3 separate regions of the Mus musculus genome follow, and all the other regions are linked to region 1. The links are chromatin loops, found by intact Hi-C in ENCODE. Cell type or tissue: left cerebral cortex. All regions are shown on one strand. Links, peaks and the distances in the headings refer to the core of each region. The heading gives the core; the rest is flanking DNA.

The links. A loop is a pair of places that touch in the nucleus more often than their neighbours do. Peaks named below come from ENCODE experiments on the same cell type or tissue, not always from the same donor. Only the 100,000 strongest peaks of a DNase experiment are listed, where the experiment ranks them.
Region 2: it touches region 1 in a loop (2.5-fold over the local background); 2 of 42 quality-filtered maps call a loop at or near these places.
Region 3: a loop joins it to region 1, with 2.0 times the contacts of the local background. A loop is called at or near these places in 5 of 42 quality-filtered maps.

The regions. Positions count from the first base shown.
Region 1 is chr6:137,246,808-137,252,196 of GRCm38, reverse strand. No RefSeq gene overlaps it. Among named protein-coding and RNA genes, the nearest start is that of Ptpro, 2.8 kb to the left of the region's middle. In left cerebral cortex, for the core only: no CTCF peak of the experiment used is centred there; a DNase peak (open chromatin) is centred at 2,318.
Region 2 is chr6:137,380,352-137,385,740 of GRCm38, reverse strand. It overlaps Ptpro (protein tyrosine phosphatase, receptor type, O), which reads right to left. Exons shown (of 27, transcript NM_011216.3): 5 at 5,094-5,389; 6 at 3,011-3,172. Among named protein-coding and RNA genes, the nearest start is that of Gm52924, 110 kb to the right of the region's middle. In left cerebral cortex, for the core only: no CTCF peak of the experiment used is centred there; no DNase peak of the experiment used is centred there.
Region 3 is chr6:137,355,324-137,360,712 of GRCm38, reverse strand. The region is part of intron 1 of Ptpro (protein tyrosine phosphatase, receptor type, O); the gene reads right to left. Among named protein-coding and RNA genes, the nearest start is that of Gm52924, 84 kb to the right of the region's middle. In left cerebral cortex, for the core only: no CTCF peak of the experiment used is centred there; DNase peaks (open chromatin) are centred at 1,920 and 3,192.

The DNA of each region.
Region 1 (5,389 bases), core at 1,056-3,555:
TCTCCTAGGAAGAGTTGTTTGAGGGTTTCCCCTCTCTCTTATCTCAGGCCCTTCTCAACCCCCCCCCCCCGTTCCTTTGCCCTTGTATTTACAAGTGACACTACAAGTGACACTTAATGTTTTCGAAAAGAGGAGTGAATCTCAACTTCTATACCCCCCGACCTCAGTTCAATTCCCCCATAGCATCCTATAATCAGCTAGGGAAACTGAATAATTCTGTGCGTTTCCCCCTCTTATCCTGCTGCCCACACCTAGCTCACAGTATTTTACACGTATTTAGAATAAGTGTGTAATATATTCTCTCTGTGTGTGAACACACTAAGTACTCTGAATTATCCATGAATAACTAACTAATCTAAGAATTTAGAATCACAAGCAACGATTTCCATGAAGTGTGTCTCATGTCTACTTATCTGTCTCTAGAGGTTTTGTGTAGTTTTTGAAAGACAACTCTATATTAAAAATAAAAAGTGGGATTCATTATATTAAGTCATTTCTTTTTATCATGTAAATGTCCTGGGTGGGCCCTGAGGTGCTGGAATTTTGTTTTTATCCTTCAAAGTGTGGTATCAGGTGACAGAAAAGGGCACCCTGGCGGTGCACTTAGGAGTGTGTCACCAGCACTCTGGGACACAGCTGAGGAATGGTGGCCTGCTATAGGATCAGAGTCGTGTGTGCTCATCTTTTTCTACATGAGGACTATAAACTAAAGGTTTGGATTAGGAATTTTTGCATGAATAGATCGAGGCACTAACAGTTCTTCAGAAAACAGAACGAGGCTCTGGGCTTGTGTGTGAGTGTTTCCCTTGCTGGCACCAAAGCTACCTCAGTACACAGCCTTGATGGACTTCTGTTCAGCGCCCTCGTGCCTGTCCTTTGTTGGCCTGACTCTCATGCCCTCCCTCCCTCTCCCCCCCCCAAGGTTTTCCCTGCTTCCCACTTCTGGGCCAAACTCGAGTGCTTTCTAAGAAATGGCTCCTCAGACCTGCACTTTCAGAGCCTTTGGTCTGATATGTTTTTCTTTTATTTTGAAGCTTTTGAAAGTGGTTTTCCATTTCCAGCTACATCAAAGAGGCTCCACAGTGATCTAATTTCCAGACAGAGATGCTCAAGTTGGGGCCTAAGTGGTACTCACAAGATGCCAGAAGTTATTCTTTTAAATAGAGTTTTATTTTAGTATCAGTATGTGAATTAAATACATATGTAAGGTTAATTGTGCATATACATGTGTGTGTGTGTGTGTGTGTGTGTGTGTATACACACACACATATATATATTTGGGATAGGAATGTTTGATCTATTTTAGGCATTAGGAAGCAATTTTGCTCAAATATTAATCATATAAATGCAAAAGGTACTTTCAAAATAATGCATTACTTTAAATACCCCTACCTAACTGTATGCTTCACCTTCTCTCTGCTCAGTTAAATCACACATTGTGTACAGATGTGTACGTGGACCACTTTAGGGCAGCAGCAACATTAAGTGTTTAGTGCATCACCGCCCAGGAAAGCACTAGTAATTAGCATGATTAATATTCCATTAGCAGCATGTGACTACATGGCCTGAAGACTGGAAGTTTTATGTGGTAATCATAGAAGAGATCCTTTCCAGAGATAAACATTTTACATAGTGATCACAGAGGGAAAAAAATAGTCTTGCTTGTTCTTGTGTCTAAACCAATGACAGGATCACAAATTCTTACTGGAGACTCCCGCTAAGAATGCGTATGTGGCGTTGTCCGTGGTGTGCTGATTCAGACCACTAGCTGGTCTTCCATTGCTGTGTTTCTAAAACATGTTAAATCTTACTAAACTAGTTTAGAGAGTCCCAACAAGAATGGCCACAGGTAGCATTAATGTATGCAGTCATTTTGGTCCCCAGTTGCCTGAAAGTATCCATTAGGTTTTCCAGTCTCAACCATGCTGCTTCCTAAAGAGGGCTCAGAGCATTGTATTCTCTAGATGTCACTCTGTCTGGAGAAAGATAAACACAGAACAAAATGGACCCCCTTGTGCACTGAATTTTAAATGAAATGACTCTCAGAATGAAACAAAGCTGTTTACTTGGAAAAGGACAATAATGAGCAGTTAGCGATCTGAGAGACCGATGATGTTAAGTCTGAAAGATTATTTATTTGACTGGAAGAAATTGTTTGTTTTTTTTTAATAAGTAAAACTCTTGTTCTCGCCTCTGTGGGTCAGTCACATCTTTCTTTCACATACAAACAGGGGTAATAGCAGCCAGGGAACGCAGCGAGAATCCCTGCAAGAGCCCTAATGACGAGTCAATTGGGACTCCTGCACTGCCCAGGCCAATGAAGCTCAACTGTGTCGCCCAGAGACAGCTCTATAATGCAGTTCCACGTGTGCAGTCCCAGCTTCCAGGACTGAAATAGCTTGCAAGGCTGTCAGCAGTTTCAGTATTAGACAGTTGCTCATGTGGTGGTGGGGGGGGGGGCGTGGAGGGACTCCTCATTGACAAATAATTTGCTTTGTGTAGATTACAGGGAGGAGGAAAACTTGACTCAGGAAGCATCAAACAGTACCCAACCTGGAAAACTCACCATAGATGTTAAGATTGCCAACCATGTTCCACAGATTGCAATGTTTACCGAGTGTGAACTGAAGATTACACGGAACGAGTTCTCAAGAGAAGGACAGTCAGCAACGCTCTGGTTTTCAGTCTCTTGGGGCATTTGTTTAGTGCTCTCCCTCTGATGAGGCCTGACTTCTCACCTAAGAACTGTGTTGACAACTCATAAGCTCCAAGTCTTTCAGAATGCACGTGATTGACAGCTCTCAGGTGAACAGCAGGATGGAGCTACCAAGACTCCTTCCACTTGCCAGGATGGGAAAGCAGGGGTACCCACCACCGAGGCTTGTATCCGCTTTCACATGTGTCCGCATCTCTTGTTAGCTCCTTCTTCCCGTCAATAATTCCTAAGACATCTTTTTTACTTTACTCCTTATATAGTTCTAAAAAAAAAGGCAAAAGGAAAAACTAGACCATAAAATGTAGTGTACATCATAACTCAGAAATGTCTATTTTAAAAACAAGAAGGCATGTATGTGTAGAAAACATGAGTAGATATTTATCACTGGACACCAACTGTAAACGGCCTTATACTGGGAAGGCTGACTGCTATGGTTCAGATGATATTCCTTGTTTGGGGCCCGTGCGCAGGATTACTGGCTGTTTCTAGGGGCCCGTGCGCAGGATTACTGGCTGTTTCTAGTATTTAGATTGCCCTCAATCAGTGATCGACCTTGTATTTTTACACGTGATTTTTTTTCCTAAAAAAGTATAGTTAACAATATTAATTTCTAAAATATTTTTCCTGGTTGTTGTAGACATTGCTGTCAACTACTTAGCTCTTCCTCATCTCTAGCCTTTGCTAAAGTAAATTTCACTTTAAAGTTCTAACGTCCTGTTAGAATGCTTTAAGGAGGGCTGACCTTAGCTTGGAAGGAAGGAAGGTTAGAACCTGGCGGTGATTGGTAGCTGAAGAAAGACATAGCATGGGGTAGGTAGAAATGGCGTCTCCTCCTCCCTCCCTTCCTTCTTTACTTCCCTTCAAACTAAAAGTACACAACTTAGCTCTTAGTGTCTCCTGTGTGTCTAACATTCAAGAGCATCAAAATACACATCGCCTTTGAAATGGCTGCAAATGGGCAATTACAGAGAATTTGATGATGAAGATTCCAGAAGCTGTATACAGATCATGAAACCATTAATCATAAGTTTGGAGAAATGCACTGTCCAAATGGTAAGGATTCTACCAACAGGCACAATTGTGTTTCATTGACATCTGTACACAGACACAGTAAACCTATTTTCATGCTAAAATTATAAAGCTGGTAATATCCCAAGGTCTATTTGTGAGAGAAGATGAGAAGTTGACTAGGGGGTGGGACGGGACATACTCCTGGTGGACTGAAGAAAGACGGAAAAGAAACCATTTGAGAAAGACATTGTACTAATTCAAGGGAAATTAGAACAATACAGTTTGTGGAAAAGCCACAAACTGTTATTGTTCTATTTATGTAAGTTCTTGGAAACTGCAAATCCACATATCCAAAAGAGGATCAGTGATTTCCAAGGCTTGGAAGTAGTGGATAAAGTCAGCCAGAAAGGAACCAGAGGAACTCTTGGATAGAGATGCCCTAAATTTTTACTTGGGTGCCTATCATATCTTGGCACTTACAAACTTTAGTTATATACACCTTACTATAGCTGCATTAACCAAGAGTTAGTAAACGACTTAGACCAGTGGTTCTCAACCTGTGGGTCGGGAACCCTTTGGGGTTCAAATGACTGTTTGATAGCAGTTTCACATCAGATATTCTATACATCAGATATTTACATTACAATTTATAGCAGTAGCCAAATTATAGTTATGATATAACAGTGAATATAATTCCATGGTTGAGGTTCCCTGCAACCCGGGGAATCATATGAAAAGGCCACAGCACTGGGAAGGTGGAGAGCCACTGAAGTCGATGGATCTCAACTTATCTTCAAACTCATTAAATTGTGCATACAATATAAAACTTCCATCTTGGTTTTTGTATAGAATCTCTCACTGGAACCTGGGGCTGGCCAATTAGGCCAAGTTGGTGAACCAGCAAATTCCAAAGATCTGCCTCTCTTCCTCTAAAGCAAATGGGCTCTATTATGCTTTTCTCCCCCCTCCACTCCTCCTCCACCTCTTTTCCCTCCTCCTCTCCCTCCCCTCCTCCTCCCCCTCTTCCTCCCTTTTTACATAGCTGCTGGGAGTTAAACTATGGTCCTGCTGCTTATGTGGCAAACGCTTCACCGACTGAGTTAGGTCCACAGCCCCCCCCCCAAAACCTATTTGCATGTCAGTTTATACCTCCAAAGACTAATTTCAGAAGATTTAATGCTTATCTATGTGTCAGCATTTTAAACATCATTTCAAAATAATTAACAATCAGAATTCTAGATCAAATTCAGTTTGCTGATTACAGGTCTGGTTCCCTCAGCATCTCTTTAGACGTAACCTCAGAATCCATCTTATAAAATGAATTCTTTCTCTTCCCTTTTGTATTACAGATCAATTAACTACTATGCCACTTAGTAAGTATATTTTTCCAACTCCTGCCATCATGCGCATAAGAGAAAGATGAAGATACAGTCGTTGATTTCTGGGAGCTGACAGTCTAGCAGGAAAGATGTCACAAGTTAGGTGCAAAGATGGAGACAGATACTAACAGTATTCAGGAGAGGCAGAGGTAATTGACAGATCCTGAAGCCAGAAATTCAGGATTCTTTCTTAAATAGAAGAGTACAGTCAAGTGGGTTCCGACTGAGGTACAGAAAGCCCTTTGCTGGCACCAGTGTGGTACAGGCCTGCCATGCCATTGTC
Region 2 (5,389 bases), core at 1,806-4,305, 130 kb before region 1:
TCTGCCACAGCAGAAACTGAAGGACAGGCTAAGGCTGTATTGACCAAAGGACAGCCCGCTGTCTGGGTTCAAGAAGATGCTTAAGTCCTGGGTAATGTTTGCAGCATGTAGGAGTTTGTGTCATGATGTTCTCTGTGGAAGCACACATCTGGACTCTTTCAGATGGCCCTGGAATGTTCTCCCTCATATCTAGAATAAAAACCTTCTCCTCCTCCACCTTACCTAGGAGTACTGATGTCTGCCTTCTCACTCTCTCTCTCTCTCTCTCTCTCTCTCTCTCTCTCTCTCTCTCTCATTGATTTTGACTCCACTAAAGAGGATGGATGCACACTTGATGTAAATGGCTGTGAGTGAAAGTATTACTTCATATTACTATAAAAGTAATATGAAGACAGACATGCCCCTTACAATGAGGCTCTATCTCAAGTACTTATATACTTTAGTCTGCTCTTATCACAAGTCTATGAGAAAAGTACTAGTCTTAAATCTCAAGTTTAAATTAAGAAATTCAGGCAGGTAGGATGAGGAAATTTATGATTTACAAATGTGAAGTATGATTTTTAAGAATCCCTGCTTTGGGGGTTAGGAGTTGGATTTGAACAAAACATTTTATACACATGCATGAAATTCTCACACAATGGATTTTAAAACTCCATGATCTTAACCTTGTATATGGCTCCCTGGATGGAGCACTGTGGACCTTTGAAAAGTTTTGGCTTGAAATTTAGCCAGAGGTTCTTGTTTTCCCATATCAGAAGTGTAGCTTCCTGCAAGTAATTCATTGCTTCTGAAGTTCTACCATGTGTGTGAATGGACCATTTGGAACGTTAGAAGCAAAAGGAGCCTTGGTGGGCTAGGGATGTAATTCGATTGTTTGAATGTTTGTCTAGAATGTACAAAGCCCTGCATTTGATACCCAGCATCCCATAACCTGAATGGTGGTGCAGAGCTGTAATCCCAGCACTTGGCAGGTGAAGGTAAGGTGATCCTTATCTTCAAGATTCAAGATCCTCTTCAGCTACACTGTGTATTTAAGGTTAGCCTGAGTTAGCTACATGAAACCCTGGTTCAAGACTAAATACATGCATAGATAAGAAAAATAAAATAAACACAAAGTAAGAGATTTAATGCTTTAACTTAATAAGGAGATTGAAGCCCAGAGACTCAGTTACCCCACCCAATGTCATGGAGACTGTGAGTGTTTGGATTTGGTAGCTTAGCTGACCAACACTGTTATCGTTATGATATGGCCTCGAACAACCTTAAATTCAAGTCTTGGCCTTAACACACATGAGAGTAACAGATTCACTTCCTATAACTCAGAGCTTTTCATGGAAGAAGAATCTGTTGCAGAACATTTTATCACACTGTGAGCCCAGAGATTGTGTTATTTACTGAAACTGAAACAAAACAAAATAAAACAAAACTGTTTCTAGTTGCGGTGTGGATCAGCCCTTAGCATACACCTTTAATCCCAAACAACGAGAGTAAAGCTAGTTGGCAGAAGGAAGAAGCCATGTTTGAATGTGATGTCTAATTGAGTGGCAGACAAAGTGATGAACCAGAGAAAGATTTGACAGAATGGGATGTGCCCAAGTTTCACAAGAAGAGAGAGGAAAGGGAAGAAGGTACTGAGGGGCAGTGCAGAGAAAAAAAGAGGAAAGAGGTAGTTTTACAGGAGAGTTTTACAGAGACAGGTTGGAGAGAGAGAGAGAGAGAGAGAGAGAGAGAGAGAGAGAGAGAGAGAACAAACTAGACACAGGTGAAGACAGAAGGTGCTGCAGAATGAGGAGACAGAAGGTTAAAGCAGATTGCCAGGGTTAGTTAGAGGCCAAGCAGATCAATTCAGTCAGAGGCAGAGAGAGAAGCCAGATTGAATCAGTCATCTTGGAGAGGAGTTTGGGCCAGAATAGCTGGGTTGAACCAGCTAGCTAGAGCTCAGGAAGGACTAGGAGGGAGTGAACTTATTCAGTAGCAAGCCTCAGAGGCTGAAAACATTCTAGGCCTAAATAAGATTGGACAGAGGCTAGAAGCTTCCAGAACTAGGCCTAGGTTAGCAGATGGAGGCAGTAAGCCTCAAAGACAACAATTAGAACAGGAAACTAAAAGTTACTTTTACAAAAGGTATACATTACGTGGGCATATTTTTAATGTATTTAAGCTGCTAAGTGAACTGATCTCCTGTCTCTGCCTACCTACTTTTTGAGGGTTATTTGAAGTAAGGTATTATTTGCCCCTTAGGAAGGAGGAGACATATTATACAGATTATTGTTTTTGGACAGGTATCTTTAATCTGTGACTTTTCTTTGTGTTAATCTAAAGGCACACTTAATGTCTGATAAGCTAAGGAACCATTTTTTTTAACCTGAGGACTTCAAATAATCATAGCTTATCTAAAGAGGAAATAGATACACATTCTACATGCTGCTCTGCAAACCACACTTTAGTTGTACTGTGAAAGCTCTCAGAGAAGCTAGAAGCCTCCCCCAAACTCAGTTCTGGGAACTTGAGGACACTCTACCTTCTCCTGATGACTGCCCAGACACCCTGCAGGCTCGAGTCTGCTTGAAATCTTTGAGCCCTCTGCAAGTTCAATACTCTAATAAGATTTTCCCCCCACATAATCCCATAATGCTGAATTTTATTGCAGCCTCAAACAAAAATCCTATTTCCCCAGCTGTGTGTGTGCGCGTCCTCAGAGCCATGGTTATGCCTGGCGTGGAAGGTCAGTTTAATAAACATTCGGTTATCACAACAGTGGGGAAAAAAATCCGCTGGTTAACTTTCAGAGCAGATTTGCTTCCCGGAACATATATGCATCTCCTCTCAGGCATAATGGCCTCCCCTGACCTTGAGGAATCCCCAGGATCCGTGGGGACTGCTGAATAATTGACAACCAAGCCTCATTAATCTCACAGTTTCCTGTTGGAGCTCCCGAAGTGCAGGCCCAACCTCAGCAGGTTCACTGTTCTAGCTCCTGTAAGCGCACGACCATCCCTTGGCTACTCACTGATGTAGAAGCTGAGCGATTTTGCTGACTGGCTTTTCCGAGTCTCACAGGCCCCCGAGGAGCTAAAGGTTGTCACTGAGAGTTTGTATTTCCCAGGCTCCTTCAGTTCTGCAACGAATTCATGGGCTTCTTCATCCACTGTCAAATAGTCAGTAAAGTTCTCTGGATCAAAGGCAAAAGGCAAAAAATTAAAACGAGAACATACTTGGATTGACGCCCGGAAGGGCCCAGGGAGGGCAAACTGATGAGGTTTGTAAAATGTGTATCTATGATTGTCCTCCTTTCTTACATTCCAAGTTCAACCTTAACCTTTACGGCAAAGGCGCTATAAACAAGGAAATGCAACTCAAACTCATATTGTACTTATAAAACTAGAATATCAGACCTGAAATATAGTGTTCAACTCCATCACATGGAGGCCTGGTACGCTGCCCACACCCACCTCACTGAATCATGTACACAAGAGACTGTTAGGCGAGGGCAGCATCCACCGCCCTCCCTGGAAGAGAAGAAATAGCACTCATTAAATACCTCACAAGTTCCTTGTAACACTAAATTATTATTATTTTTTTAATATTGGCTTACTTCTAGTTTATAAGGTGTCTTGGTTTTATTTTTCTTCATCTATTTGCCCAAGCACCATTAAAGGTGATATTATTCTGCATCTGTCTCCTGATACATAGTATTTCATTTGAATCTGTTATTGCTTGACTTCAAAGGAGCACTGTATACTCAGAAAAAAAATGCACGATTTAATTGAACTTTCTTGAAAATAGGCAGTTAAAAAGTGTTCTGAGTTACAAGATATTTTGTTCTAGAGAGTAACCTGAGGAACTGGAAAAGATTAAAGGAGCGAATAAAATGATCAATAAAACAAAACAAAACAAAACAAAACAGACAACTCAGCCAAATGACGACTTTTGACTTAAATACCTAAAACGACAATTTCGATTTTGTGCAGTTTTAGAGTGTAGCTGATTATTATTATCTAGAAGTAGAGAATAAAGAAATATTTTGTCTCATTTCACTAAATAGGAGTTAACTCTCTTCCACAGTAAGCTGACATGATTCTAATTGCACACCATGAAATTAAGGCAGCCTTTCTAATTTCAGACTTGATGACTTGACAACCTTTGTCATCCTAATATGAGACAGGAGAATAGAAATGATGTAGCCCTTGTCAAGTCCCAGCAAACAAGAAACAACAAGAAAAGCTTGGTGATCAACAATGGAGCTGTGCTATGTCTGTCTTTTCACAAATGTATAGACTATAATAAATAAATATAATATATAACATAATGTAATATATAATGATAGAGAACTTGGGAGGCATATTGGCAATCACCTATACTCTCAGCACTTGGAGGTAAAGGTATGTCACAAGTTCAGGGTCATCCTCAGATACCTGTCAAATTCGAGAGCCTAAGCTACATCAGACCCTGTCTCAAAAACAGCACACACACACACACACACACACACACACACACACACACACACACTGACAGACACAAATATATTCTCATATATATATGCACATACACACACACATATAATTTCCAATGATAGTTAAGTGAATCAAAACTATATTGTGAATACTGTCTTCTGCATATTTTCCACTTACTATCAATTTCTCAGGGTAAATCGGATGGCATCAAGCTAGCTAAGGAATTCACACATCTAGAAGGAGTCACTTTGTAGAAAGACTTTCCCTCGAATGCTCCTCGATTTTGCATATAAACAAACAGCATTCCTTAAGGATATTCTGTAATGTGTTTTGATGGCCCTACTCTTTAGTTAAATATTTCTAAATATAAGGCTCCCCTTTAGAGGCCTGGGGTATGGAAAATGCTGGGTAGAGAAATGTGTAAAACTTGCAATGACTGCAACTTACAAATCATCCAAATTTGAAGATTCTGATCTAATCCATGTATTTCGGTTTTCTGCTCTCTCAGGCAACACCAAGCAGTCAATTAAAGTCTCCCTTTGAGAGTGTCTGTCAATCTTCCTCCCTGAGTTCAGGTCCGCCCCTCCTTCCCCGTGCTCCCCAGTTCCATGTTGCTCCTCCCAACTCCCAAGGCCTCACCTTCCCTCTCTATGAGGATATTGAAGCCATCAAAGGCTGTGGGCGGTTTGGGTGGTAACCAGCTCAGAGTCATCTGCACAGGGAAGGCAGAGAAAGGGTCGGCTGTGGGCTTCTCTGTCCTATCGAGTGTGGTCTCAGTGTCATAGTCTGCTGGCAGCGCACTGACAAAGTCCTCCTCGTTTTCAGGGGCCGCGGATGCACTGTCCCACCAGAAGGGCTGTGATGTGCTTTCATAGTCTGTGCTATTCGGGTCAGGCCAAGCGGAGGACACATTGCTGGGGGGAGAACCGGAGGAC
Region 3 (5,389 bases), core at 1,806-4,305, 110 kb before region 1:
TTGGAGACTAATGATAAGACAAGTGTAGTCTACCTTTAGGTTATAAAGGAGAAACCAGCTATATTACCACTGTAAAGCAAAAGTGCATTTCCCTACACAGACTGTTCGCTCCACAACTCTCCTGAGGAAAATGACCAGTTGATAAAGCAGGACACCTTCCCTCTGAAGATCTGAAGTGAAGTAGCTGGGCAAATGAGCAGAATCAGACACAGCAAAACTGGAATTCTGCTCATAAAAACAGATGGCTTTATTCCAGAAAGTGCGGGGAGAAATCAGAGACAAAGAGATAAGAAAGCCGTGGAAAGAGGAGCCAGCAAGACAGTGTGATGCTGGGAAGAAGAAGGGGCAGGCAGCCAATGGAAACACAGATGGAGACGGAGCGAAGGCCACTGTGAACCTGGAAATGCCTAATCTTGTGTTTGAAGATGGCGTTTTAATCAGTGCGTGTTTCTCTCTCCTGGGCTCCCAGTCTGTGGGACTCCCAGATCCTGGGTGTGATCCGGAAGCTTCAGGATCCACTAAGAAGGCTGTCCTCCTTCACACTAGCATGGTAGGGCATAGAAACGGCCTGAGAGGAAGCTGGCACCGGAAGGGAGAGGAGTCAGCGCGAATGAGGGTGGCCACTAAGTTACTAAAATTCTTACGGGGGAGGGGTTTGAAATTGTATCAGAGTGGACTGGATTTGAAGCCCACTTTCTTGAACTGTCCATGAGAAGGGAAACATTTCTGACTACAGCATGAACGCCTGGATGACAATAGGCAGAGACGGGGGGTGGGGATGATGAAGTGATTTAGGAAAGATGATGGCAATTGGGGTCTGAGAAAGACTAAGAAGGCATAGTCCGCTAAGCCCAGTGAGTTGACTGGTGCGTGTGCATGCACGTGTGCGCGCACACACACAGACACACGCAGATACACACTCACTTCACTGTCATAACCAGCAGGCTGTGCAGGCAGATACGGTGAGGGAAGAAAGAGGATGACCCATAGTGTTACTTTGGTACGGCTTAATGCACATCCAAATGCAGGTGCTAGGTAAGGAGTCAAATGTGTGCACTTCAATTCAGAAGAGAGGTCCGATCCTAACATTTAGAAGAAATAGTAGGTTCCCTACATGGTCTGTGACCTCCCTAGTCTCTGGCTTTTGACTATGCTAACAGGGCCCGGCCTTGGAACTAGTCTTAATCTACTCTCTGTCTCTCTGAGTCTCTCTCTCTGTCTCTGTCTCTCTTCCTCACACCCCTTCTCTCCAAGATAGGATTTCTCTGTATATCACTGGCTGTCTGGAACTTTCTTTGTAGACCAAGCAGGCCTTGAACTAAGCAAGCCTTCAACTCACAGTGATCCACCTGCCGCTGCCTCCTGATTGCTGGGACTAAAGGCATACGCCATCAGGCCCAGCTCTTCTCTCCTCTTTAAAATGCCAAGTTGGTGGCTGGAGAGACAGCCCAGCTGTTAAGAAACCACATGCTGCTCTTGCAGAGGAGTTTGATTCCCAGCACCCACATCAGGCTGCTCACAACCTCCTCCACCTTCGGCTCGCACAGATCTGATGCCTTCCTCTGGCCCCTACAGTCACCTGAATTCACGTGCATATACCACTCCCCCATAAATACCCCGCCACGCAAAGAAACACAATTTCAAAAGACTGCTTACTGATTATGAAGAATAACATGTAAAATAATAGTCTCTTGGTAAGGCGGTATATATAAGAACAACAGGACTATGCAGGAAAATAACAGTGTTTTAATTACGATGTCATTTGCTCTCTAGAACACAGATAAATGAACTACACTCCAGACTTCCTAGTTTAGAGGGCAAGGTCAATGCTTCTTTTCACAACGACTCAAGCCATGGTTTGAATGGAAGCTGTCCTGAAACTCCAGTGATTGGCACTGTGGCAGCTTGGGGCGTGGCTTCGGATGCTTAGCGAGAGGTCTTGGCTTTTCCTCAAAGGCGTAGGCACGCCCTCTCCTGTGACTTTTAAGAGCACCTTGCTGTAGAGCAGTGGTTCTCACCCTTCCTAATGCTGTGCCCTTTTAGCACAGTTCCTCAAGTTGCGGTGACCACCAACCATAAAATCATCTCCATTGCTACTTTCATAACTGTAACTCTGCTACTGGTGTGAGTTGTAATATAAACATCTGATTCACGGGAGATCTGATATGTGACCCCTAAGAAAGGGTGGTCTTACCACCAACGGGGTCATGACCTGCGGGTTGAGAACTGTGGCTCTGGAGTGAGGCTGCCTCCCCTCCCCCTCTCTCATACTGCCATCCGCATTGGCTTTTTAAAAATGCAATATTATAGAACAGCATGAGACTCTTATTAGATGCTTCTTTCCATCTGAACATGGAACTACACTCCATTCCTTTGTATCTGAACCAGCCACAGATGTCTTTGTCATAGTAATGAAGACAGATGGAGACAGCTATATGGCACGAAGGTTGGAAACTATGTGGCATAGCTGGGTCTGTCCTAAGTGTCCAACCAATCACAACTCTGGCCGTGAAAGGCAGACAGAAAGGAGAAAGAAAGACTTGCACTTCTTCCCGAGTGCTAAGCTGAGCTAGCTGTTTTAGGCTGTCACTCAGAACCCTTCACCGTTTGCCATCCTAGTGTCTCTACCAAAACTGTTCCATCACAATTTTAAAGAACTCAGCCGACAACTAAAACTCAGCAGCATCCTCCTGCCTCAAGCATTCTCTGCTTCTGCAGTCCTACTTAGGTGTCCCTTCAGGGTAAAGTTTCCCTTCCCTCACTGTGGATGTTTCGCACTGCGAAATCGGTGTCTTGTGATCTTACAATCCGTATCAAGACCTCTTGGGACAGATCCCTCTAGATGCTGAACTTTTCAACTCTGGTAACAGACTGACTGTCCTTACTCAAGAAGCACAAGTCATTTCCCATGTCCTTTCTCCTTTGCCCCTGGATCTCTCGACCTTCAAACGCATATTTAAAGCATCTCAAAGCGATTCATAAGGAGGAAGCATGTCAGGTTCTCTGTCGGAGGGAGAGCAAAACTGGGGCATTTGTCTCGTTGATCTTTATTTCTCGGAGATAACCGGGCACCAGTGCATGAGTTGGGTGCTCAGTTATTCACTCCTGCTATTTAGACTCAGAAGAAGATGGAAACAACAATATGATATTTATGTTTTGTAAATGAAGCTCAAAAATACCCTTGTCTTTGAGAACAGCTGTAGAAAGACAGTCGGCCGCCTACTGTGCTCAGTGAAAGGCTCCATTCTTCAGAAAGTTGCACATGTGCATAAAGAAGCCTCTCACACTGGGTGTTGGGACATGTCATGACGTTTCCGTGACACATTGACCTTGTTAGCTGCCATTTCACTGTCCAGTATTTTCCTGTTTTCATTATCATATCATTTAAAAAGTGTAAAAAAAAAAAGAAATTTTGCATTATTTTTGAAAGCAAAATAGTTATTCTAGTAATATTTAATTAGTATTTAATAAGTAATATTTAATACTTAATAAGTGTTTAATATTAAGTAGTTAATATTTTTGAAAGTAGTTAATTAATAACCCAGTAGATAACATTAGTGAGTTTCATGGCAGTGGTGAACTAGTGTGTAGTATTACTCAGAAATGTCCTAGCCTCTTTTACACATATCCTTGTTTATAAAGACAGTTGCTCTTGGTGTCTGGACACAAGTACTAGGCCAGTGTACAACAATCTATATCGTTTAGGGTAGGACATTTCCATTTATGGCATTTCATTCATTCATAATAAAGTCATAGCATGAACACTATTCACAGACAGCTGAGGGCGAAAGCGTCATCATCTGAAGCCAATGCCCACACGGTGGATCTTCTGAGACGTGCCTTTCCTATCTCGAACACCCTGAAAATCAGCTTGAAACATCAATGCTGAGTTTTCCTTTCCTAAGCACTGGCTCTCTGTTCCCTCTTTCTACGTCTCCCATTTCCTCTCTTTAGGCCTTTTCTCCTGTCAGCTCTGTGTCTGTTCTCTAAGCTTCCTGGTAGATTTTAGCCTCATAGGTATAAAAACCATCTTGTTGTCTAACACATTGCTTTGTTCTTTGGACTTTTATAAATGTTTGCAAAGTATGTCTATCTCAGTAGATTCACTGAACCCTTACCTACAGATCCTTACTGTGCCGACAGCTTATCCCCATGTCTCAGATCTGATAGGCAGATCTCTATTTCTATTTTGCTAAGGTGAAGCCCTGATCACTAGAGATAGAGGTGGGGAAAAAAAAGAAATTCTGGCCCAAGTAAGGGAGACAATAAGACAGGGAAATGGAAAGGAATATAGAGCAGGATGGGACCCAAGAGAGGAGGAAATGAAGTACAAAGGGTAAGTGGGACGTGAGAGAAAAGCTACAAATTAAGAATAAGGGTAGATGATCAATGAAAACTGAACCCTGATATCTTACGCCTGCTTCGCTATTCTTTACTTGTATTACAAATTACTTCATCTCTCTCTCTCACTATTGGGCAGATACAACTCAAGCTGAGCAGTGGGTACATCTCACTTGTCTCCTTTCCAGCCATCATTCTCCCCATCTTCTCCGTACCTAGGCTACAATTTGTTTCTGACTTTCAGGGAATTATACCTTCATAGCAACACACAGATTAACTCATTAATAAATCATCAGTTGCTATGGAAACTATGAGACATACAATCATCCATGTTCACTTGACTGGTCTATGTGTGGGGAGTCAGATGGTGGATGGCCTTTGTTTAATAAGTCTGCAGAGTTATGAATGAATAAAGCTGAGCTCATGAGTCATTTTTAAGCTTTAAGGAATACGCATCCGGTATCCTTTTAGACACTATCGGGATCTGTTTTCTTCGGTCACTTCTCCTAAGATTTTTCTATTAGCTTAAGCTTTTAGGAAGCAAATCATAGACTACTTGCTCAACTAATTTACTAATATTTTATAATAACATATTTTTCAAACATGGTTGTACATAATTTGTGATAGGTAATAGGAATAATTACGTATACTTAGTGCTTAACGGGGCGATTCTTTTGTTTGGGATCTGAAATGCTATTTACATGATGCATTAGCTTAGTTGATTAATGGGTCTTGGGTGTAATCCATTTAGCACTCAATGTGTGAGAGATTTTTACTTATCAGGTAATTATTGTTTAAGTCCAAACTGACTGCTGCAGTGAAAATGAGAAATGAATAACAACAACAACAGTTGGCATATGTTAAGTACATGATATATCCCTATTTATCTATTATTATTATTATTATTATTTAATCAATGACTAGGAAGTACTTCAAATACAAATTCAAGCAGCAATTTCACATTATTTCCTCATGATCAATACAGGAGCATATTTGTGAGACCAAAACAAAATCCTGCCACACAGAAAGGAATCCCACAGAAATGGTG